Linked DNA regions of Homo sapiens: regions 1 and 2 are each linked to region 3. The links are chromatin loops, found by intact Hi-C in ENCODE. Cell type or tissue: heart right ventricle. All regions are shown on one strand.

The links. A loop is a pair of places that touch in the nucleus more often than their neighbours do. Peaks named below come from ENCODE experiments on the same cell type or tissue, not always from the same donor. Only the 100,000 strongest peaks of a DNase experiment are listed, where the experiment ranks them.
Region 1: it touches region 3 in a loop (2.6-fold over the local background); 12 of 110 quality-filtered maps call a loop at or near these places.
Region 2: a loop joins it to region 3, with 2.5 times the contacts of the local background. A loop is called at or near these places in 15 of 110 quality-filtered maps.

Annotation. Positions count from the first base shown.
Region 1 is chr15:34,900,866-34,908,865 of GRCh38, reverse strand. AQR (aquarius intron-binding spliceosomal factor) reads left to right here. Exons shown (of 35, transcript NM_014691.3): 18 at 2,154-2,321; 19 at 4,361-4,530. Among named protein-coding and RNA genes, the nearest start is that of AQR, 65 kb to the left of the region's middle. In heart right ventricle, no CTCF peak of the experiment used is centred here; no DNase peak of the experiment used is centred here; H3K27ac peaks cover 1,676 bases.
Region 2 is chr15:34,849,249-34,857,248 of GRCh38, reverse strand. AQR (aquarius intron-binding spliceosomal factor) reads left to right here. Exons shown (of 35, transcript NM_014691.3): 35 at 143-5,467. The coding sequence ends at 457. It also overlaps the pseudogene TUBAP11. Among named protein-coding and RNA genes, the nearest start is that of ACTC1, 58 kb to the right of the region's middle. In heart right ventricle, no CTCF peak of the experiment used is centred here; a DNase peak (open chromatin) is centred at 1,186; H3K27ac peaks cover 2,238 bases.
Region 3 is chr15:34,795,639-34,803,638 of GRCh38, reverse strand. All of the region lies in intron 2 of GJD2-DT (GJD2 divergent transcript), which reads right to left. Among named protein-coding and RNA genes, the nearest start is that of ACTC1, 4.1 kb to the right of the region's middle. RefSeq lists an enhancer at 6,472-6,943. In heart right ventricle, no CTCF peak of the experiment used is centred here; DNase peaks (open chromatin) are centred at 4,278 and 7,868; H3K4me3 peaks cover 1,808 bases; H3K27ac peaks cover 5,570 bases; H3K27me3 peaks cover 1,779 bases.

The DNA of each region.
Region 1 (8,000 bases), 110 kb before region 3:
CTGAGATAACTTACTGGGTACCCCCAGAAGTAGTAGATAGTTGGAATTTTGTTTATTTTAAAGGACTCTATAGGAATTTATAGATGAGAGGTCTGCATTTTGGTGTTAAGGAAAACAAAAGGATGTTTAAAAACAGGCCACTTCCCCCATTACTGACTGCTTTCAGAAGGACATGAGACAGTCTTTTTTTCTTTTAAACATCAGCCTCTGGTAGAATGAGAACTGGACAGGGTACATTTTGATGGGCAAGATAGGGCACAATAGGGTATTGTGGGATGAGTGATAATCTGGGGTATGATGGAGAGAAAAGTGTTTTATGGGAGGCCTGGGCCAAAAACCAGCCCCTATATTGATCACAGATAGGGTAGCCAAATAGAAAATGGAGTAAAAAGGAGAGATTCTGTAAACAATAATACATTTTTTTTTTTTTTAGACGGAGTCTCACTCTGTCGCCCAGTCTGGAGGGCAGTGGCACAATCTCGGCTCACTGCAACCTCCACCTCCTGGGTTCAAACAATTCTCTGCCTCAGCCTCCCGAGTAGCTGGGATTACAGGCACCCGCCACCACGCCCAGCTAATTTTTTGTATTTTTAGTAGAGACGGGGTTTCACCATCTTGGCCAGGCTGGTCTTGTGATCCACCTGCCTCAGCTTCCTAAAGTGCTGGGATTACAGGCGTGAGCCACCGTGCCCAGCTGAATATTGTTTTATAAAAGTAAATTTTAAAGATTATTAAACTAAATACCATAAAACATTCCTTTTGTCCCTTTGAAAAGGTGTGAACCTCAAGCCCTTATCTTCTTCAATATTCTCATTTAAAGTTAAGGAAACAGAATTCATGAAATGGAAATGCCAGATTTGCTCCAGAAAGCACAGCTAGGATAGGGTGGATACAAATGGTTGCAAGGAGAGAGACATATAGGATTTTAAAAAATGTGGATCTAAGATGTCCCAGAGTAAAGTGGTTTGTTTTAGGAAGGAACAAGAGGTCATCCCTCAGTGATGCCAAAAAGTAACTCCTATCTTGGGAGAGGATAAATGACTTCTCAGGACCACTTCTTTGGCTGTAAGACTTAGAAGTTTTAATGAGCTGTGCAGATCAGACATCACACAGGTAGTACAACTCAGAGAGTAGGATGATTCCCATTCATTCTCATTACTTCTCTTGCTGCTTTGCATAGAATTTATTGGGAAATAATTAAGTCAGTATTATGAATAGAGTTATTATTTCTACCTTTACCCATACTCTAACCAGTCCCCCAATTAAAACAAACCAAAATATTTTCAGTACTATTAGCCATATGCCCACATTGTTGATTTGATTTCATTGTGTTTGTTGTTAACAAGGTTGTGAGCAAGCAGACTGTTTACATTTACATTTATGTCATGTAATGGCTAACAAAAACATCAGAAATGGAATGAAGATTAAGTGGTGTAGCATTACATGCTGTGAGGTCTAATTTTATAATCCTTGTCTTCCAGTTTCTCTACTTTTAATAGAGCTGGGAAGCCATTTGAGTTCTTTATTGGGTCTAGTGACCAAGAAGCTGTGGACTCTGGCACAAGTCTCCTTTTTCTTGACATTCACTTATAAAAATGTTCACGATTTGCCAACTGAAACTGTATATATTCAGCCATCTTTCTCAAGATCATACCTGTAAACAATACTTTTTTGCCTTGATTAATTATTCTTGAGTTGACCTGTTTTAGTGAAATACAATTAGGCTGTCTTTGGAATGACACTGATAGATAGTTTAAACTGATATTAAAAACCTGCTAAATATGCTATAGATGGATTATATGCCAGCCATATTTTTGGTTACTTATTAAGATTGTTAAAAATAAGAATGATGACGAACATCCAATTTTGGAGCTGTAGCATGACTTGGAGGGCTTATTCAGTAATATATTCATGGCATGAATGTTTCTAATTTTAATATAAAGAAGTTTTCATTTCAATTAATGCTATGAAATATTGAGTATTAAAGATTATAGAAAAGCCCATAATTGTGTTACAATGCGATAATAATCATTGGTCACTCAACGGTATCTCTCTACCAAAGATAAGAGGTAGAGAGGCAAATAAGAATTTGCCTACAAAAGACTGAAAACAATGAAATTCTAATAAATGAAAATGTCTTTATATCTTACCAGGTCTTCGTAAGCATGATGTATGCTTTTTAATTACCGTACGTCCCACAAAACCTTATGGCACTAAGTTTGACCGGAGGAGACCTTTTATTGAGCAGGTTGGCCTGGTTTATGTCAGAGGCTGTGAAATTCAGGGCATGCTGGATGATAAAGGACGTGTCATTGAAGATGGTATGGTGACCTATATTTTTGAAAGAGTATGTGTATAGAATGATAAATTTCTTTGCCTTTTTCCCTTTTTGCTTCTTAGGTAATATTTTTTAGTTCTTTTACCTACTAAATTGACACAAAGGATTTTGTATCAAATATGTGTAGGGTACCTACCGTGCAGTTTTAGATATAGGTAACATGGTTTCTCACTGTGTCACACAGGCTGGAGTTCAGTGGCACAATCTCGGCTCACTGCAACCTCTGCCTCCTGGGTTCATGCGATTCTCCAGCCTCAGCCCTGCTAGTAGCTGGGACCATAGGCACGTGCGACCATGCCCGGTTAATTTTTGTAGAGATGGGGTTTCCCCATGTTGCCCAGGCTGGTCTCAAACTCCTGAGATCAAGCACTCCACTTGCCTCGGCCTCCCAAAGTGCTGGGATTACAGACATGAGCCGCCACCACACCCAGACAGTTTCAGAACTTCTATGTTAGATATTGGAAAGGACAGGATCTTTTTCTTTTTTTCCCCCCAAGACGGAGTTTTGCTCTGTCAACCAGGCTGGAGTGCAGTGGCGCGATCTTGGCCCACTGCAACCTCTGCCTCCCAAGTTCAAGCAATTCTGCCTCAGCCACCCCAGTAGCTGGGATTACAGGTGCCTGCCACCGCGCCTGGCTAATTTTTGTATTTTTAGTAGAGACAGAGTTTCACCATGTTGGCCAGGCTGGTCTCGAACTCTGGGACAGGATCTTTTGAAATCATCTTTATTCAAAGCTTTTTAAAATATGTAATACTTTACCATATTTTTTTTAAGAAACACTCTAAATATCTCTTACAGTTGTCCAAGCTTTTTTGTGTTCAATGATATATTTTTTCTTCTTAAATTTGACTATTTTAATTCATTGTAGTGGTGGTTCTTAATTGGGAACAATACTGTCCTGCGTTTGAAAATGCATAGTGATATTTAGGTTTTCAAATGACCGGGATAGAGGTGAGGAATGGCAGGCTCTTGGCATTAGGTAACTGTGAGCCAAGGATGCTAAACATCTGAACAGAAATAAAAGAAGGAATTATCCTGCATAAGATGCCAACTTTACCGCATTTAAAAACACTGCTTTACAAAATTAGTCAGTTATTTGATTTCTTATGTGTATCACTTATTATCCCTTTGAAATTCTTTCTTCTGTTGTCCTGACTTCCTTTATAATACTTATTATTAAATTACAACTGCATACATGTCTAGTGCTTATTTTACAATTTGGTTGTTGTACTTCTTTTGAAACTTTAGTCAGTTTATGCTATCTGTGGTTTAGAGATTATATCATTGCTAAACTGCTGATGATTAAGTTATTTATCTCTAGAATGAGAGGAAATAGGAGAAGGGAATGGAAAATGGATGGAATAAGCATAAGGCCACATAATGGAACCAAAGTTCGAGGTCTAAGACCCCCCCTTCCCCCCACCCCCCCCAAAAAAGAGGAGATATGTCAGAGAGGAAAGAAAAGGCTCTGGGCTTTCAACCATTAGTATCCTACATTTCTGTGTATGTGAAATTTCTTTTCATGCTGGTTATACTAGGTATGGAATGTGGAAGGATGAGAAAAGTGATGAACCTCTGTCAAATTAAGGAATTAATGAATAGAAAACTATGCCTTAAATTCTAAAATACATATATTTAATTAGAAAATATTTATTGAATACTTACTATATGTAAGGCAGTAGTGGGAGCTATGAGTGACAAAAGTAAAGATAAGTTCTTTGACTTCTAAGTACTCCTATTTTAGTTGAGTGTGTGTACAAATTATTGCAAGTCATGGTGTTGCATCGTAAACATTACATGACTGCTATGGAAGGAAATAGTAAGAATTTAGAGAAAGAAGAAAATACTTTCAGCATCTTAGAATTTGAAGTGGGTGAGTGGAGGGCATTCTACTTTGGGAAGAATGGTTGGAGTTAAGCCTGAACCATTTACTCACCATTTCTAGAAAAGAAATACTGTTAACTTATTTTGATATTTGAAAAATACATATTTTATTTAACAAACTTTTTCAAATTGTCCAGGACCTGAACCCAGACCCAATCTTAGAGGAGAATCAAGGACATTTAGAGTGTTTTTGGATCCAAACCAGTATCAACAAGATATGACCAATACTATACAAAATGGAGCAGAGGATGTGTATGAAACTTTTAATATAATAATGAGGAGAAAACCAAAGGAAAATAACTTTAAGGTAATTTGGGGGTATGTAACTAAAAGTACTATGTCATAATTTAAGTAACTTTTATGACATAAATACAGAGATATTTGGTTAGAGGAAGATTTGTTAAGAAAAAAATAATGACTGCTTTTATTTTTACTATAAGCAATCCTCTTAAACTTTTAACAAAATGATGAAATATAAAAATTTAAAGAAATTGATTTCTTAAATCTATTTTGTCTTTTGAGGAGTTTAAAAACTTAAAATATAGATGAATCCAAGTGTTATTCTAAAGGTCCACCTCCTTTTTTGCTTTTTGTATATTAGGTATTCAGTTAATGCCCTATTATGAAGTGAAGAAAACTTGCTTACTTGTTTACTGGGGCTTCTTTTTTGAATCAAAAGTAGGTATACTTCCAGGTCACTTTAAGAATACAGATATGGAATCTCAAGGCTCTGAATTACTATACGTTATAATATATTTTTACTCATTAGTAGGAAAGGGAGGTTTGGTGGCTCAAAGTTCTACTTTTAGAATAACTTTGTGGGGAGAAGAGTTTTAGTAAAGGATAGTTTTAAAAACCATTATTTGAAACTATATTATAAAACTTAAACATTGAACAGTTCTAGCATTTGATACATGTAGCTTTTGCAGAAAGAGTGCCTTTCTTTTCTCTTTCTCCCAAAGTGCAGTACTTCTTAGACATTCCTATCATTTTATTACTTTTATGTAACCCTGTTGTTGTGATTTTTTAAGAAAATCTTTTGAACAGCAGAACTTGTTCTTCATCTCTCCCTGTTGTTGAACACAAATGGAGATATCCTTAATTTCTCTTTATCTCATACTCTACCTCTAATCTATCAGTAAGTCTGATTAGCTCATCACCTCTGCTGATGCCATGTCCAGGACACCTTTATCTCTCATATCCCTGCCTCCTTTCTTGTCTATTCCTCCCCTTACACATGTCCACATAATGGCTGAATAATCCTTTTAAAATGTGAAGTATACCTTGATTTGATACCCCCACTTAACATTCTTTAATGGTTTCCCATCACATTAGAAAGTTCCTACCATAATCCAAAAGGCCCTCTCATTATCTGTCTTCTGGTGTCCTCTCCAACATCATTTTCTAACACTTTTTCCTATTCACTCCATGTCAGTCACACTGTCCTTTTTGCTGTTTTTTAAAATAATCCAAGACTTTTCACATGGTGTTCCTTTTACTTAGGTAATTATCCCCAGGTATTTACATAGTTCTTTTCCTCACCTGACATGGGCAACTGTTTTTCAATGTCACCTCCTAAGAGAAGCCTTCCCTGGCAACCTTACCTAAAGTAGCATCTTCCCTTCTCATCATTTTCTACCCTATTACCTTTATTTTTCCTCAGAGCCTGTATCATAACTGATGATTATACATTTGTTATGTATCTGAATTCTTCATTAGAAAGCAATGAAGCAAGCAAGTCTATGAGGGCAGGGTCTTTGTTTTGTCTGCCAGTGTATCCTTAGCACCTAGAACTGTGCCTGTTATATAGTATGTTCTTAATAAACATTTATTGAGTGATCGAAGGATGGAGAAATCTAAGAGTTTCCAAGTTTTATAGTACCTTTGACTGTCACAGTTGGTCAGTTTTCAGTAAATAAATCTCAGTTACTTCACTGAAAACTAAAACATTGTTTTCTTATATTCATTTGTTTGACTATTTAGTGCCTACTGTAAGTCAGATATTGTGCTAAGATGAAGCTTATGAAGATGAATCAGACACAACTTACACCTTTAGAGAAGCTAGAAATATAGACAGATGCCTACCATGAACAGTTAGAAGGTACCAAAAGCCATAAAAAGCCTGTGGATAAAAGTGTCCTGAAAGTTCAAAGGAGGCATTTAGTTTCTGATCCAAGAAAGAGGGGGAATGATTAACTTGCCTATGTTTAGGAAAAAAAGAATGCTCTTTTGGTTTCTTTGGTGTTTCATTATGTATCTGTGTAGCATCTCTCATTTATTGCCTTTTCTCTTTTCCAGTTTGTACAACCTGTCCTAATCTGGATACTTTATTTTTTGCCTAGACAGTTATAGTAGCCTCCTCTTTGTCTACCCTTGAGTCTCCTCATAGCCAGTCACCTGTTTTTCATGTTTCCTCCTACTGTGTGACACTGATCATTTTACTCTCCCTCTCAGAACATTTCTTTGACTTTCTATTCATGATGAAATAAATCAAAGCTCCTTCACAAATCTTTTACTTGAGTTCAATAAAAATGCCACTTTCCTCCATGAAACCTTTCCTAATGTTAAGTGTCCCCTGCATCCATCTCTCTGATTTACTGTGAACTTTGTTCCCACTGTATTTTGTAACATTCTTTACTATTTACCATTCTGCTGCTTTGTGTTACAGTTAAGGACATATTTTATCTTGCTACTAAAACTGTAATTTCCTTAGAGGGCAGAGCCCTGATCTTATTCATCATTGTTAGGTGAATATACTCATTTGGGTATTCATTCATTCACCCATTCCATATTTAAACTGTTCTAGATCCCTACTCTTGTGGGAATTATATTTTAGTAGGGATTAAACAAATGATAGTAGGGATAGTAGGGATAAAACAAATAACCAAGTACCTGAACAAGAGAATGTCAGGTACTGGTAAGTGTAAGAACATAAAGCAAGGCAACATGATTAAGGGTGTGATTAACATATACTATCTTATCGTTTTCAAAAGTTGTATAACAGTTATGATTTAAAAATGGTCGGTTTGGTTATTTTATTCTTTGAAATTAATAGCCTAGCCTCCAAATTTCTATATGTGAGATAGCTCACTTTGTTGAAATGATTTTTGGAAAGTCTAAGAATTTCCCTTGGCTTTTTGTAATTATTTTTGACAGCATATATGCTAACTACTATAATGACCTTTTGTTGTAGTCCTGATTCTTTCCTTCTGAAATTTTATTTGATATTTCCTTTATTTTTATCATTTTGTTCGCTTTTTTATTTCTTCTCACAGTCTTAATTTTAATATTTCTAAGTTGTGACGTTTCATCACAATTGAAGCATACATTAATGTGCTTCTGGTTGTGGGTGACTTTAGCATTAAAGAACTATGGAATATAAAGAGGGAAAAATTCCAGGAGTTACTGAGAGGAAGTATTTTCTTTAAGGGTTTGTTCTATATTGTTTTTTTTACTGCTGTGTCCACCTGAGTCTGGTTTTCATCCTACTCAATAGGAGTCAAATGGTAAATTTATTTATGTCATTCTGTCTAAGCGAACTCTTAACGGATAAACTGTTCTTGCTAAGTTTGGTCTTTTGTTTAACTCAGTGTGTGGTATCAGCTGAAAATATAGCTGTTGATTCAGTCTAGCCAAGCACCTGTCAGCCAGCGGAAAATAGCTTCTTGCTCTGAAACACTCGGGAATTCTGGATTAGTGCAGCCAGCTCTGCATTCCAGTAAGTGCAAATGTTGGAGATGTCATACTGACACAATCTTTTTCTGTCCTTTTACTGAC
Region 2 (8,000 bases), 54 kb before region 3:
ACCATTGTCATCAGAGGTGTTACATCTGGAGTATAAAATGGTCAGCACTGTTTTGGAGAACTCTAGAATGGTAATGTGAGAGCTTAGCTTTATAAGCTGTTTTTCATATTGGTATTGTCTTTGTTTTTTTTTTTTTAATTAGACTTTATTACAACTACCACCTGCTATGGTAGAAGAGGGTGAGGAAGTTCAAAATCAAGAAACAGAATTGGAAACAGAAGAAGAGGCCATGACTGTTCAAGCTGACATCATACCCAGTCCAACAGACACCAGCTGCCGTCAAGAAACTCCAGCCTTTCAAACTGACACCACCCCCAGTGAGACAGGAGCCACTTCCACTCCAGAAGCCATCCCTGCTTTATCTGAGACCACCCCTACTGTGGTAGGAGCTGTATCTGCACCGGCAGAAGCTAACACACCTCAGGATGCCACATCTGCCCCGGAAGAGACCAAGTAGCCAAACTGTAGTCCTTCTAAAGGAGGACATGGCAGTCAAAAAGTCTGAGTAAAGCTGTTTTTTGTATTTTATATTTGCTTCTGCCATTTTACTGTCACTAATTAATGTTTAGTTCTTATATTTGTTAACTGATTTCGGTGTCTTGAATATATTTTTTTAAATTATGTGTATGAACAATTCTAGTTTCATTTGTTCAATCAGAAGAGCAAATAACCATTCCTTTCATGTTTTGATCACTGAGTGTGTCTGTAATCATACCTACATTAAAATCATTTTCTATGAATATATAATATATACTTCACATTTTTAGTGAACTTCTCTAAAGAAGAGGACAGAATATACTGGACTTAACCACGAATACCCTTGAGTGTCCAAATTGGGAAGGAACTTGTTTCTTCTGTTATACTATCAAATGCTTAAATTCTGTTTCCTTTTTTCTTACCTTTGTTTGCTGTCTTTATGTAAAGATATTATTAGCAGTAAGATACAGGTTTCTTCAATCTATCAAAGTGGTTACATGCATTTCCTTCTCTCAAATCTTAGAATGCCTTAGAATCACCTAAGATGTCTGTTTATTCTTGAGGCACACCTCAGACTGAATGAGTCAGAATCTCAGGATTAGAGCCTAGGAATCTATATTTTAGGAGGTTCTCCACACCACTAATGTTTGGGTTGCTGGCAGAGTGGCATCAGCCAAGGCTGGTTAGGCTGAGCCAGGATTTGTCATCAGCTAAATAGGAGGACTCTGCCAAATCAATCTGGGCAAGAAGCAGGATCCTGAGTCTGGGCAATGAGAGTCAGAGAACTTAACTCCTGTGTGCAGGGTAGAATTTTCCCATGGCAGAAATTCTGAGTTTTCTGCCTTATTTTTCTTGGGATAACCAGCCACAAGGAGACCTTCAGGTAAAATGTGGTTCAAATATGGGAAGGCAGAGGTACCTGGGACCTTGCTACTCAAGTATGATTTGTGAACCAACAGCATCAACATCGTATTGAAGTTTGTTATTTATAGAAATGCAGAAGTTTGGGCTCTGCTCCAAACCTATTAAATCTAAATCTACATTGCAACAAAGTCCCCAGGTGATTCACAGGCACTTTGTAGTTTGAGAAGCACTGTACTAAGATTACTGTGTTGTCTTCACATGAATGAGGCTATAATGTAGAATTACCAGTGAATGTGACTAATGTTTTCTGACAAGGGACCTCTGCTTACAAGGTCCCTGGGCATGGTGCCCAGAACTGGAAAAAAAAAAAAAAAAAAGGAAATGTTTATATGTATGTGTAGAGGGGAAAATTGCCCACTAGTTCTCTATTTCCCATTTTGATCATCTGCTAGAGTATCTAAAGGGGAGGGGAGCATTTACCCCAGAATGTCTCCTCTAGTGCATCCACCTATGGGCCTGGCCATGTCCAAGGAATCTTTGAAGAAACAAGCAAGAACTGCACACTACCATTGAAATCCTTCTGGTCCTGACATTTTGAAGGAATGATTGCTTCATAGGGAAATTAAACCCAGAAAGTCAAGTCAGTTATATTTTTGAGTGACTAGTGTTTGCTCAGCTCTACCAGGCTGTGTTGAATATGGTACAGACTCTCATTTTATGATGTATCCTACTGCATCAGGACATTTGTGTCAATGTCAGGTGATGAGGGGAAATGAAAGTGATGAGACGATGAGAGGAGTGAAATACCAAGGACGCGATACTAGGAAACCCAGGTCTATTTGTTATCAGAGTAAGGATCAAGCCAGATAGCCTGTTATGTAATTTCTCCGATAAAAGATTTTGAAAGCAGGTGCTGTGGGCATCTGTATGGGGAATCGCACTCATAGAATTATTTTCATTTGTAAATATTTGGTATCAGGCCAAGCAAGGGAAAGAAGCTTTACTGTATTACCATCTTTCCTGGAAAAGATTGATTTTTCTCTCTCCCTTAGGGGATATGAGGTATGATACCTGCAACCAAAATAAGCTGGCTGTTAAGTGCTCTCTCCTTAACTATTGTCCAAGCAATGTACATCACTCTTGCCTAGATGAGTGACCATACTTTTTTCTTTGCTGCTTGGTTTTTCTATCACTAAAAAGCAAATTTAGGTGGAAGATGGATGGGTAAGTCCTTTGTCCTTGTCAAAAGAATTTAGAAAGGGTAAAGGTGGTGGGATTTGAATTCTTTTAAACGGTTTATTCATTGGAAAGGCAAGTGAGTGGCAGTTGACTGTAGAATCTTGGGAATTTTTGAAGGAATTTAAGAGCTGTACTTATTTTAAATAATGAGGAAACAATCAGAGAGACTTAACCAGGGTGGCAACTATGGAAGAGTGGGGGTAGAATCCAAGTCTACAGTTCTACGGCACTGCTTTGTTTATTTTTTCAATCAAGCACACATGAGGGATTGCTTAATAAATTCAAGAGTTTTCTATATAGTTTGGGATTACTACAGACACAGGTACTCTAGCCATGTGACTATTTCAGATTAGTGTTCCCATTGCTCTCCATCCTATTTTTCATATCTAAATGTGTCATGATTTTAGAATCTCTTTGTAAAGAAAACCAAAAAGAGCCATGCCCAAAAGAATGAGCATGAAATGAAGCAATTCAAGTATTTAGAATTTCTTCTTCTTTTTTTTTTTTTTTTTTCAAAATTCTGAGTTAAGAAAGTTCATTGCCAACAGTTGAGGATAAATAGCTCTATTGATTTAGGCAAATGAATGAGAAGATTTAAACATCATCAAGACTCCCAAAGTTGGTGTAATAAAAGTTGAGATGTTTTGCTAGATGCTGAGAGAAAAGGCATAAATAGGCCATTTGTGCTCCTGTAAACAAATGAAATTTTGTAATGATCAAGAGACAGCAAGATATTATAAAACACACTTTGGACTCATCGAGACCTGGCTCAGAGTTGTACCTAATTTGCTTATCAGCATTTGGTTAGACCTTAGACAAATTTTATAACCTCTCTAAGCCCATTTTCTTTATCTGTAAATAAAGGAAAAAGATCTGTTTGGATTTGGGACAGGAGAGTTGTCTGTTTTATAGGGTAATGTTTATGAAAATAATTTATCACCTAGGTACTTAGTAAATACCAGTTTCTGTCTCTGTTTTTCTTCAAAGCTTTGTTGACAATGTAGGATATTGCCAACTAATCCTTTGACTTGAGTGCTTAGCCATGCCCCAATCCAGGCAGCATGAAGAATGATCAAGAAGGGGACACCTAGTGGCAGTTGACCTTTGAGGATCTATCTAGGATCAGGTTACTGATTTGGGACCTCTGAATCAGTACATCATAACATCGAGAGTGATCTCTGCCAAAATTAAAATTCTGTCAGAACAGTATAAGCAGAAGGAAGACATTAGGTCTTTCTGAAATATGGAGCTGATAACTTCTATCAGTTCTGAATTCTGTACTGTCCCACCCCCAAATCATCTATATTGTTGCATGTGCTTAGCTTTGTGCCTTGAATTGCTATTTCCTTTTTATCTTGCACTCAGATGGTATTTTTAGAGATGTTTCTTCAATCAAAACAAGATAAAGTTAAAAAAAAAAAAAAAACAGTGACCCTTTTGCATAAGCCAGAAGAGCAGTGCCTTGCTTCCTGTGAAAAATGCTTGGCAGTTAGCCTGTGTAATTATTTAGCAATCATGTTAATAGATGTTTAAGAATAATGGAACTGGAGCTGTACTGAGCCAAGGATGGAAATGAAGACATGTGAGACTATTTTTTCTTCATCCACCGATACTCTTCAGTTACAAGGATTTAATTTAAAAGGGTTTTAATTAAATGGAATCCAGAAGCTTTGGACGCTCCAGTTTTTCTTCTTAGAGACAAACCCTAGCTCAGTTTCCTGGAGCTTGACTCAGAATGCAGCATGGTACTCCGGACTGACAGTGTGCCAGCTTTATTCACTTATCTCTCTACCTTTTGGCTTGCGTTTATTTCAGGGCTGCCTGACATTTTGACCTTATGTACAAAGATGGCCGATACGATTATTTTTCATCATATATTACAGAAAATACTACTCTTGAAAAATACTCTGAGAAATATGTTCTATGGTCAGATAAGTTTGGGAAACAGTGAATTATTGTTCCTCCTTTGCAGAATCACAATGCACTGTTAGCTAATTAAAGACTCTCAGATGTCCCACTGGAAAGAATCATGTTTAGCTTTGTTTAACCTAGCATTTCCCAAACTTATTAGAGCATAAAACTTTGTTTTTGTTTTTTTTTAATAAGATAGGTAGCTATTTCCTTAGAACACAGTTTGGGAAACTTTTTGTTCATTTGTTTTAATAAGATACCTTAGGTAGCTATTTCCTTAGAACACGAGCCGGGTGCAGTGGCTCACGCCTGTAATCCCAGCACTTTGGGAGGCCCAGGCGGGCGGATCACCTGAGGTCAGGAGATCGAGATCATCCGGCCCAACATGGTGAAACCCCGTCTCTACTAAAAAGACAAAAATTAGCCAGCCATGGTGGCAGGCACCTGTAGTCCTAGCTACTGTGGAGGCTGAGGCAGGAGAATCACTTGAACCCGGGATGGGGAGGTTGCAGTGAGCTGAGATGGCGCCACTGTACTCCAGCCTGGGCGACGAGCAAAAACTCCTTCAAAAAAAAAAAAAAAACATAACTTAGGTAGCTATTTCCTTGGGAACCAATATCTTTACATTGGCTAGAACTGTGAATCGCCCTTTAAAGATAAAGCCCCAAAATACATTTTTTTTCCCTACAGGTAACCAGAGGGTGAAGTAACAGCCGAAGAGGAAACCAGAAGTGAAGTGATTTGTACAAAATGTCGTAGTGTAATTTATTGAGTGTCATGTGGTATTAATCGCAACATCCTGAAAATGCAAATGAATAAAAGTTTGGTCAATGTACCATGACATTCCTTCATGTGAGCCTCCTAAGAAAAGGTCACTGAGCATTCTCTGTTTACATTTTAATTTTAGACTCCAGAATTTCACACTAAGTTTTTCTTCTCATTTCTTATGCAGTAAAAGAAGAGTTTGTATTTCCAATGTGTCTGGCTTTCTGTTCTTTAGTTTTTGTTTCCTTAAAAAGTTTAAACTCCAAAAAGAGAAAAGGATTACTTAGCATAACCAATAGAGGTGGTCTGGAAATAATAAAAGAAAATGAAGGCAAATATAAAACATGAAGACAGTTTCCTCGCATAAGAATATTTAACACACAAGGACCCCAGCAGTTACTTTGCATTAAGCATACTGAATTCTTTCTTGATCTCCAGAATAACTGTCCCCACAATCCTCTTCCCCTCTACCTTTGATTTAACATTGTGCACTCTCTCTATTATACTTATCTTTGTGTTGCAACCTAAGTTCAAGAACCTCAAAGGTAGCTGCTTCTCTTTGAAAGATGCCTGGTTTAATATAAAAAGCTCTTTTAAGAGCTGAATTTATTGACATTTTTCGAAAAACAGTTCTGGATGGGAAGTGATCCTTTTCTACTTTAGTTCACTGGTTCATTTGGGCCATTTTTGATTGGTTGGTTGGTTGGTTGCTTAGTTTTTTCCATCTGGTTTCTAGTTCAGTTGTCCACAAAGTGAACTAAAAGTGCTTACTGTGTTACTGTATTTTCATTACCTTTTTGCTTCCAGTGCTAGTTTCTTCTCATCTCAGACTGCCACGAAAATAGCGTGCAATAGGAGTAGACCTTGTTAATTTGCATGCCATTTAGTTGGTTGACTACTTTTCACAGAAGTGAATTGAATTCAATATAATAAAACTTTTGAAGATGTTTATGAAACTAATATTTGTATATCAACAGACTATTGAATGCCAACTCTGTGCCAGGCAGCAATGCCAAAAACAACTCTAGTACTTTATAGATGAGAACACCAAGGCATTGGGTGATTTGCCTGGGACACCACAATTAATTGAACAGGGACTAGAACCATCATGTAACTTTTAGGCAAATTTCTTACCATGCTGCCCTTTAAATTTCTTTGCTTGAGACACATTAAAGAACAGAACAACACCAACTGTGCATGAGTAAGACAAGCCTACTAAATAATTTCTCTTATGGTCAATATACCAAAAAGACTAGGTTGCCAAAATCAGGGTAGAAAATAAAAGGTCTCTAAAAAGAATGTCCCAATGTTTACAATATTTATTCTTACAGGAGAAAGACAAATTAGTATTTGTTTTGGTTTGAAAAAGGAATGAGAAACACATAATAGAAAGGGACTCTGGTAAGTAATACTGTATGCCTAAAAATGCTAATTATCCTAAAGTCATTTTATATTTAAGCAGAAGCAGAACATGTTAAGTAATAATAGTTTTAAAAGTGTGATTTCTGAGTGTGTTACCTTGACTCAGCTTCTCAGGAGAAGTGACCGGGACCTGGTGTCTGCTCCTGTTGCCTTTGTCTCTTAATCCCTAGCCACTATGCGTGAGCACATCTCCATCCACGTTGGCCGGGCTGATGGCCAGATTGATAATCCCTGCTCAGAGCTCTGCGGCCTGGAACACGGCATGCAGCCCGATGGCCAGGTGCCAAGTGACAAGACCACTCGGGGAGATGACTCCTTTAACATCTTCGGTGAGACAGGTGCTGGCAAGCATAAGCCCAGGGCAGTGTTTGTAGACCTGGAGCCCACATTCATTGACAAAATTCACGTTGCCATCTACCACTAGCTCTTCCACCCTGAGCAGCTCATCACAGGCAAGGAAGATGCTGCCAATAACTATGCCCAAGGGCACTATACTATTGGCGAGGAGATCACTGGCCTCATGTTGGACCAAATTCTCAAGCTGGCCAACCAGTGCACAAGTCTTCAGGGCTTCTTGGTTTTCCATAGCTTTGGTTGGGGAACTGGTTCTGGGTTCACCTCCCTGCTGATAGAATGTCTGTCTCTTCATTATGGCAAGAAGTCAAAGTTGGAGTTCATTTACTCAGTGTCCCAGGTTTCCAAAGCTGTAGTTGAGCCCTATAGCTCCATTCTCACCACCCACACTACCCTGGAGCGCTCTGAGTGTTCCTTTGTGGTAGACATCTGTCATAGAAATCTCAATATTGATTGCTCAACCTATCAATAGCTAGTGAAGTCTCTTTAACTTTAACTGCCTTATTCATCAGTTTATGCCCTCTATGCTTCCCTTAGAGTTGATGGCTTCCTGAATGCTGATCCCTGTTATCTCTGCTGAGAAAGCCTATCATGAAGAGCTTTAGAGCAGAGATCATCAATGCTTGATTTGAGCCAGCCAACCAGATGATGAAATGTGACCTTCGCCATGGCAAATGATGGCTTCCTGCCTGTTGCACTGTGGTGACACCATAAAGATGTCAATGCTGCTTTACCACCATAAAGACCAAGCACAATATCCAGTGTGTGGATTGGTGTCCCACTGGTTTCAAGGTTGGCATTAGTTACGAGCTTCCCATGGTGGTACCTGGTGGAGACCTGGCCAAGATACAGAGAGCTGTGTGCATGCTGAGCAATACCACAGCCTTTGCTGAGACCTGGGCTCACCTGGACCACAAGTTTTGACCTGGTGTATGCCAACCATGCCTTTGTTCACTGGTACATTCGTG
Region 3 (8,000 bases):
AGGGAAGAGGTGTTGTAGGCCACTCCCCCATCACCCTCTTTCTACCCTCATCCCTCTCTCCTCCGCCTCGCCCACTACCTTGAGTCAGCAGCTTAGTGATGCGATCCTTGGGTGGACACCAGAAATGGTCAATTATGCCAATCTAAGAGATCAGCTCAAATTAAAGCTTCAGGGCTCTCCCTCTGAAACTTCAAGAGAGGGGCTCCGGACTCCTTATCATCACTGAACAGGGAACACAGAAAGTAGATGGCTACATACATTGGTGAAGGAATGAGCCCAGTGTGAATCTTTTGTGAAAAATATAAGTAGTGTGCTGTAATATTAAATTCACTAGAATCTCTCACTGGAAAATTGCATGTTTAAAGAGAGTTTGCAAAAACATTAACTGAATAGAGAGCACTTTGCTTGTTCATCCTTAAAGAATGTTCTCACCTTAGGGTTACCCAACCATTGCAGGTATTTCTTTGATGATGTAGTATTTTACTCTGTTCTGTCCTTTGGGTCATGCTCAAGGTTGTTCTGATCACTTTTCAAGGCCCATATCATAGTTTAATGGCTGATTATTTTCTCTTCTCAGTCCTCAAAGGCTGGCTCTTCTCTCTGGAATATCATAAGCCATAGGCCTACTTATTTGGATGGGTGCCAGCATTCACGCACAAGTAACGGCTTAAGAAGGCTTTTCAGTTGTTTTTATTTTGTACGTACAAGTTCTGTAGGTACACAGTGCTAGCTTTAGATAAAGCCTTTGTTATTATTTTTAATTTATGAAATTAAATAAGAGGTGGTTAAGATGAACTGGTTATCTGTAGTCTAAATTAAGAACAATTTTGATAATAAAATAGCTGTAAAGATGTTTTTCTAAAAGAAGTGCTTTCAGACCCTCCACATGAAGACAATGCCTTCAGCAGTATATTCATATGGTTTAGTTTTATGTTTGTGGTAGACCAGTTTTTAAACTACAAGTTTGAAACAGTTCAACAGCTGACTTGGAAACCAGAACCCACCCTCTGAAATACATAAGTGGGATATATAAAGATGGTATAATCCCAAGGGCAGAGCCTGCTCTGAGTTTGACATTCTTTAGTTCCAGCTGTTGACTAGAGATAATTTACTTTATAATAGTAGGACCAAGAAATGCTTTTAATGCAAATTCTTTGCATTGCATGTCTCTCTTTGAAGAACAAGTGGACATTCTTGCAGACTACCAGAATAGGAGGCTGTTTGTCTTTTCTCAGCCCAGCGGCTATAAGTAGATATGGAAGCCAAGGCCTTATGAATTTTATGCCACATTTAGTTTTATTTTAGGGAGGTTACAATATAGAGCTTTACTGTTTTTTCCTAGTTTATCACAATAAACACATACTATATTAATAATGAGGGAAATATTGTTTTAAATTGCCAGTTGTACTTACCATGTTAAGAGGAAAATCAAAATGACATTATAGTTTACAGGTAATGGGTTTTTTTCATTAAGCAATATATGCTATTTATTTATTTATTTATGTTTGAGTCAAGGTCTTGCTTTGCCGCTCAGGCTGCAGTGCAGTGGTGTGATCACAGCTCACTGCAGCCTGGACATCCCAGGCTCAAGCAATCCTTCCACCTTAGCCTCTGGAGTAGCTAGGACCACAGGTGTGCACCACCATGCCCAGCTAATTATGTATTTTTGTAGAGATGGGGGTTTCGTCATGTTGCCCAGACTGGTCTTGAACTCCTGGATTCAAGCAATCCACTTGCCTCGGCCTCCAAAAGTGCTGGGATTACATGCATGAGCCACCACACCTGGCCTATGCTTTCACTGGGATGGAAAAAACTACAGATATATACGCAAGTCATGGCAGACTCTTAGCTACTTGTAAAATGGCCATCCCAATTGTAATTTCAAATGTTCTCCATTGTTCCTACAAATTCATTCTTATCTATCTATTCATTCATTCTTTGTTTTGTCCCACACAAGATTTATGCCAGCTTACAAAGATAGAGAGAAAAATGAAAACTAAATTAGAAGAAAAATAAAAATAAAAAATAGAGATGGGTGTGTAAAACAGATCAAAATGACCTATAATCGCTGTAACAATTGGGCCACATATGTGGTTCTCTAAAATTTTTCTTAGCCAACACCAAAAGTGAAACCTTAGCTGGTCACTAGATTCAGGGAACACAAATCAAAACAAACTAGTTCGTTGGTAGATGTGCTTCTGCCCTTGGTACCAGAGTCAGACAGGGAATTCTCCCAAGGAGGCTTATAAAGAAGATTGTGTCCTATGATGAACATCCATGAAAACATCCTTACAATGTCCTTACAATAGAGATGGTGACCTACTCTTACACAGCCCCTCAACATAGGCTGGTGACATCATATCAAAGAACAGTTGGGGCTGGGCACGGTGGCTCACACCTATAATCCCGCACTTTGGGAGGCCAAGGCAACTGGATCACCTGAGCTCAGGGGTTAGAGACCAGCCTGGGCAACATGGGGAAACCATGTCTCTATGTACAAAAAAATTAAAAACAAAACAAAACAAAGAGAACAGTTGGGTAAAAATGGATTCTACAGCTGGAAGTCTGCCCAGCTTCATCTAGAAACTGACCATGTTGACCATATACACATAGAAAGTGGCAGGATAGTGCCAGCCTCTAGGAAATTCTCAGGAAATGTCAACAATTAGTGTTACCATCACCAATATTGTGTGTCAGATGAGTGCTTGATCTTTGCTGGGGAAGAGATGGGCTCTACATGATGCAGGTGAGTGAAAGCAGCCTGCAGGAGGTTTTCTGAGCTCACAGTTCTTACTACTGATGCACGTCTCCCAGCCCTTCTGCTTGCAGGTCAGGCTTAGATCAGACATTGTCATGGTTGGGCTCTCCAGGAAAGATGGATTTGCTCCAGGTAATACTTGAAACACTGAAACTCCATAAATAAAGTCACTGCCAGTGTGCAGAGCAAGTCAAATCTGAGCTAAGAGTAGTAACTTCCAAGCAGAAACTCATGGGCGTGAGCATTTCATTCTTGACAGACAAACTCCTTTTAAGGAATTTAAAAGGCTATCTAGAAATCCTTTCTGATTCTTTCCCGCTGACGTCACCAGGATAGAGGAGACTGAAAATGTGGTCTTTAGTCTGAGTGCGGTGGCTCACGCCTTTAATCTCAACACTTTGGGAGGCCGAGGCGGGCAGATCACTTGAGGCCAGGAGCTCGAGACCAGCCTGGCCAACATGGTGAAACCCTGTCTCTACTAAAAATACAAAAATTAGCCAGGAATGGTGATGTGTGCCTGTATTCCCAGCTACTCAAGAGGCTGAGGCAGGAGAATAACTTGAAACTTGCAGTGAGCTGAGATTGCCCCACTGCACTCCAGCCTGGGGGACAGAGCAACGCTCTGTCTCAAAAAAAAAAAAAAAAAAAAATGTAGTCACCAGGATCCAGAGAAGCATCTTCCTTCTATGTTCCCTTCTATGTTCTCCCTCCTCCGTGCCCCTTCCTCCTTCCCCTGCCCTCCTTTTCTGAGTCTTATTAAATGGTTCATTACAGTTGGTCCTATCATGTTAGAAGACAGTGACGGCTGGGACCTGCCAAGAACAGAATCCATCTGGGGCCAAATACCCTCTGCCTGGGTTAATCCCCTTGGTGGTTGCATATAAAACACGGGGAAGTATGCTGTGAAGATTAGCCATGCCTCATATATTGGACTCTGAACACCAGGATGTGTGGGGGCCTGCAGCCCTCACCATCATGTCACTTTCTCCTTTCAATGAAAACTGAAACCCAGATCCAGCCAGAGGGCAGTGGGGGTGAACAAATGTGTAGGCAAAGAAAATAGGAATGTTTAGGAAGGCTAGATCCTCCCCCCGGTCTGATCTAAACCGAGGCTCTCCCTCCCCCGGCACACAGAATGCAGGAGGGACAGGAGGTGATGGGGAGGGCTCATGGGGAGGAATTAAGTGTGGCTCTGTCTGTTTCTGGCTTCTCTGTAAATACTGTGACACCTCCGAACGGAGGAACAGCTGAGATAAGTGACTGCTAATCCCCCAGTGCCGGGGAGGAGGCTGGGCCGCTCCCTTCCAGATCCCAGCAGATGGTGGATGAAACAGACTTCCCCCGAGGCAAGGGCAGTGGGAACTGTCCCACCTTCTGTTCCTTCAGTTTGCCCTGCACGTCTCCCTCATGGCCAGTCCACGCCGAAAAGGGCTTCACTGGCCCTCAAGAGCCCTGGGGACCCGCCCCAGCTCTGCCATCCCACTGGGATCTACAAGGTCAGCCAACCTGGACTCCAGCCAGCACTGGCAGCTTGGGCAGCATCCAGCAAAGCTCTGTGGGCTTCAGAGAGAACAGCCAAGCAGTGCGGCTAAGTTTTTCACTCTGCAGAGAAACATACCTAGGGGAGAACAGTGAGGGCTCATTTAAAATGCAGATTCAATCTTCCAGGGTGGAACCCAGGAATCTGAATTTCTATGAGGCAGTCTAGGTAATTTGGCTGGAGGCGGTTCTAGCATCACATTCTGAGAAATAGCAGACCAAGTATATGTGAAGGTATTTTTGGTGGTGGTTGGGAATAGGGCTTAAAATCAGGTGCCTGAGTTTGAATTGTCACTCCACCATTTGCTCACCTGTGTGACCTCAGACAAAAAAGGCTCAGTGGTTCCCTACCTCATAGGATATAAACTGGTCTTTCTCAAACTGCAGGAAGCACAATTTAGTCACAATTAGCAATAAAAAAAATAACACTCGGAGACTGCACAACAATGTGAATGCACTGAACACTTTTGAACTCTGTATTCCTAAATGGTTAAGATAGTAAATTTGATATATGCATATTTTACCATAATTAAAAAAAAATCTAGAATGTACCAAAGAGGAGATGTCATTTTTTTCTTCTTTGTTTTGTAATTTTTTTTGAGATGTCATTTTTATATGCTTAAAAAGCCAATCTCAATTTTCAAATTAAGTGGATCTGTAAAAAGTAGTTTAAATAAAACTCAGTCATGAAATCTTACTTTCCTGTTGGTTTACATTTTAAAATATATAAAATAGGGTTCAAAGTTTTTAAAATGTGGAAATCAAGGCCAGGCTTGGTGGCTCATGCCTGTAATCCCAGCACTTTGGGAAGCTGAGGCTGGCAGATCAGTTGAGCCCAGGAGCTTGAGACCAGCTTAGGCAACATAGTGAAACCCCGTCTCTTCAAAAAATACAAAAATTAGCGGGGTGTGTTGGCATGTGCCTGCAGTCCCAGCTGTTTGGGAGGCTGAGATGGGAGGATCAGCTAAGGTGGGAGAATCGGCTAAGGTGGGAGGATCACCTGAGCCTGGGAGGTTGAGGCTGCAGTGAGCCCTGATTATACCACCGCACCTGATTATACCTGGGTAACAGAGGGAGACCCTGTCTGAAGCAAACAAACAAATACATAAAAATAAAATAAATAAAATGTGGAAATTGAGTGGTAATACAAATAGTAAATATCAAACAATCATAAATTTTTAAGAAATAAGCATTCGTTCTTGCTACACACATAACACATATGAAAATACACTGTTTTGAGTGTTAGGCAATGAAATTGAGCGGAATAGGAAACACATTTTTCAAACATTTTAAGGGTGAATATTGTTTCACAAAACTGCTGTTGTGTCCTGCACTGTTCTACTGGCCTCCCACTAGAGCCAATGGTCCTGAGATGAGGGGGCTGGAAGTGGCCTCCTAGATCCCCGAAGCCTGTGCGAAGGACAAAGGTCAATAATCATGGTTTTCCATTCCTGAGAGTCTTTGCACCTATAGCAGTCATAGTGGGAGTCTCTCACCAGCCACTCCCATGCAGAAACTCTTTCTCTCACACAAATGTTCATAAACTTCAGTTCTGCTCTACTTTTAAAAACGAACAACACATCCTGGGGAAGGCTTTCTCGGCAACTCTTTCAGACCTCCATTCCCTTTTTGTGACTATCCTGCTGATACCTCTTCTTCCCTCCCAGTTTGTGCCATAGCTGTCTGACTTTTCTGTAATTGCCACGGAGGATGAGTCCTGCTCTGTTTTATTTATCACTGAATCCTTAACTAGCACAGTTCTTGTCCTGCAAAGATTTGCTGAATCAATGAAGAATGAAATCAACCTGATTCTTTAAAAGGCAGAGCTACTACTGCCTCCAAAAGTATCATTATTACACATACAATTTGCTTTGTATCTTCCATATTACTTACAGCATTTGTTTCTAACTATTACAATACACAATAACTTCTGCAACAAGTGTTATGGTATCACTTTTGAGAGGGAAAACTTGGGGCTTGGGAAGGTTAAGTGTCTTGCTCAAGACCAAACAGATAGTTAGTAAGTGATAAAGGCAGCATTTGAGCCCAGTTCTGTCTGGCTCTGACACCAGTCCCATTTCTCCTTTTCCTTGGTTTTTCTATATTTTCACGAGACAAGGCAGTTCTACTCTTGGCATCCTGTCAATAAACATTTTCACTGTAAAATGCCTGCTGTGCTGCACAGAGTAATCTCAGCCAGGTCTCTTACCCGACCCCACCACACAGCTGCCCATCGCGTTTCTTCTCCAGACCAACCCAAACATGGTTGGGGAGTTCAGAGGGGAGGGCCCAGCATTCCCCAGTCGGGACAAGTATCTAATCAGCAGGCCTCCTCAGCATATCAGCCCAAGACCACTCTAGAGAGAGATGCCAGTGCCCAGTTTTCTATTTTTAACTGGTGTGAACTGGAGGAAAAACACAAGCATTAAAAATCAAAGCTCCAGTCAAGAACTGAGAATGCAGGGCACCCCAGGGCAAACTAGTGATCTGTGTCCTTCTTACATCTCCCTCTTCCTTCTCCCTCTCCTCATTTCATGTCATTTTTCTTTTTCCTTCTCAAAAGTTCAAGATCCTGCAAAATCTGTTTTCCACAGAGGAGATGATATCTGTCATTTATGCCAATGCTTCTCACACTTTAATGTACATACCAAGCAAATGAGGATCTTGCTGAAAAGCGGATTGGGATGGCTCTTGAGATTGCATTTCTAGCTCATTTCCAGGTTATGACAATACTGCTTGTCCATGGGCTGCACTTTGAGTAGCAAGGATTGGTGTAGTCCTATAGTTTAAGTTGTTGCTATGTTCTCCATCAAAGTATTTGCCTTTGCAGTCTTGTCTCCACCTGGAGTGAGGGCCTCTGCCCCCAGTTTAAAGATGCTCATCTCCCCACCATCAAGTGGGCAAGCTACTTTTGGCATTTGTTCCTTTATTCACTTTGGCAGCAGGGGATCCTTTTCTGGCCTGAAGACCAGAGTCTGAATTTGAGCAAAACCCTGCAGCATGGATGAGGGCTACCCAATAACTGGGCTGGGGTAAACCTGGTCCCTTCTCCAGCAAGACTTGGCCAAGCTCTCACAGAAACCCTTTTCTGACTCTTCCCTGGCCAGACCCTGATCCATGCATGGGTTGGAACTCGGGTGGCCTTGGTTAATCTCAGCTTTCTGACCTAGATGAGCCCAGCACCAGCTCTCTGAGTAAAGCCATTCAGGCTGGCGGGGACTAGACCAGAAGGGTGCCCTGTCCTGGGTGCCCCTTTTGCAGCCACTCAGATGTGCTGCTGCGGTGTCCTTTGTGCTGGTGGCAGCCCTGGAAGATGAGAAGCCGCTGTTGCTCCCCTGCTGCCCTGGCCCAGCTGTCAGGACCCCTCAGCAGAGGGCAGGGCGCCAAGCCTTCCCACTGCATGTGGCTTATTGTCCCCAAGGCTGGCAGGGCTGCGGAGGACCGAATCCACAGACCATCCAGGGAGCACCCACACCCCAGAAAGGGGGAGGGGTGGGCTGGCGTCACTTAGTCTTCCCCTGCCCCCTACCCTTCAGCGCCTGCCCCTCCCCAGCTCCCTATTTGGCCATCCCCCTGACTGCCCCCTCCCCTTCCTTACATGGTCTGGGGGCTCCCTGGCTGATCCTCTCCCCTGCCCTTGGCTCCATGAATGGCCTCGGCAGTCCTAGCGGGTGCGAAGGGGACCAAATAAGGCAAGGTGGCA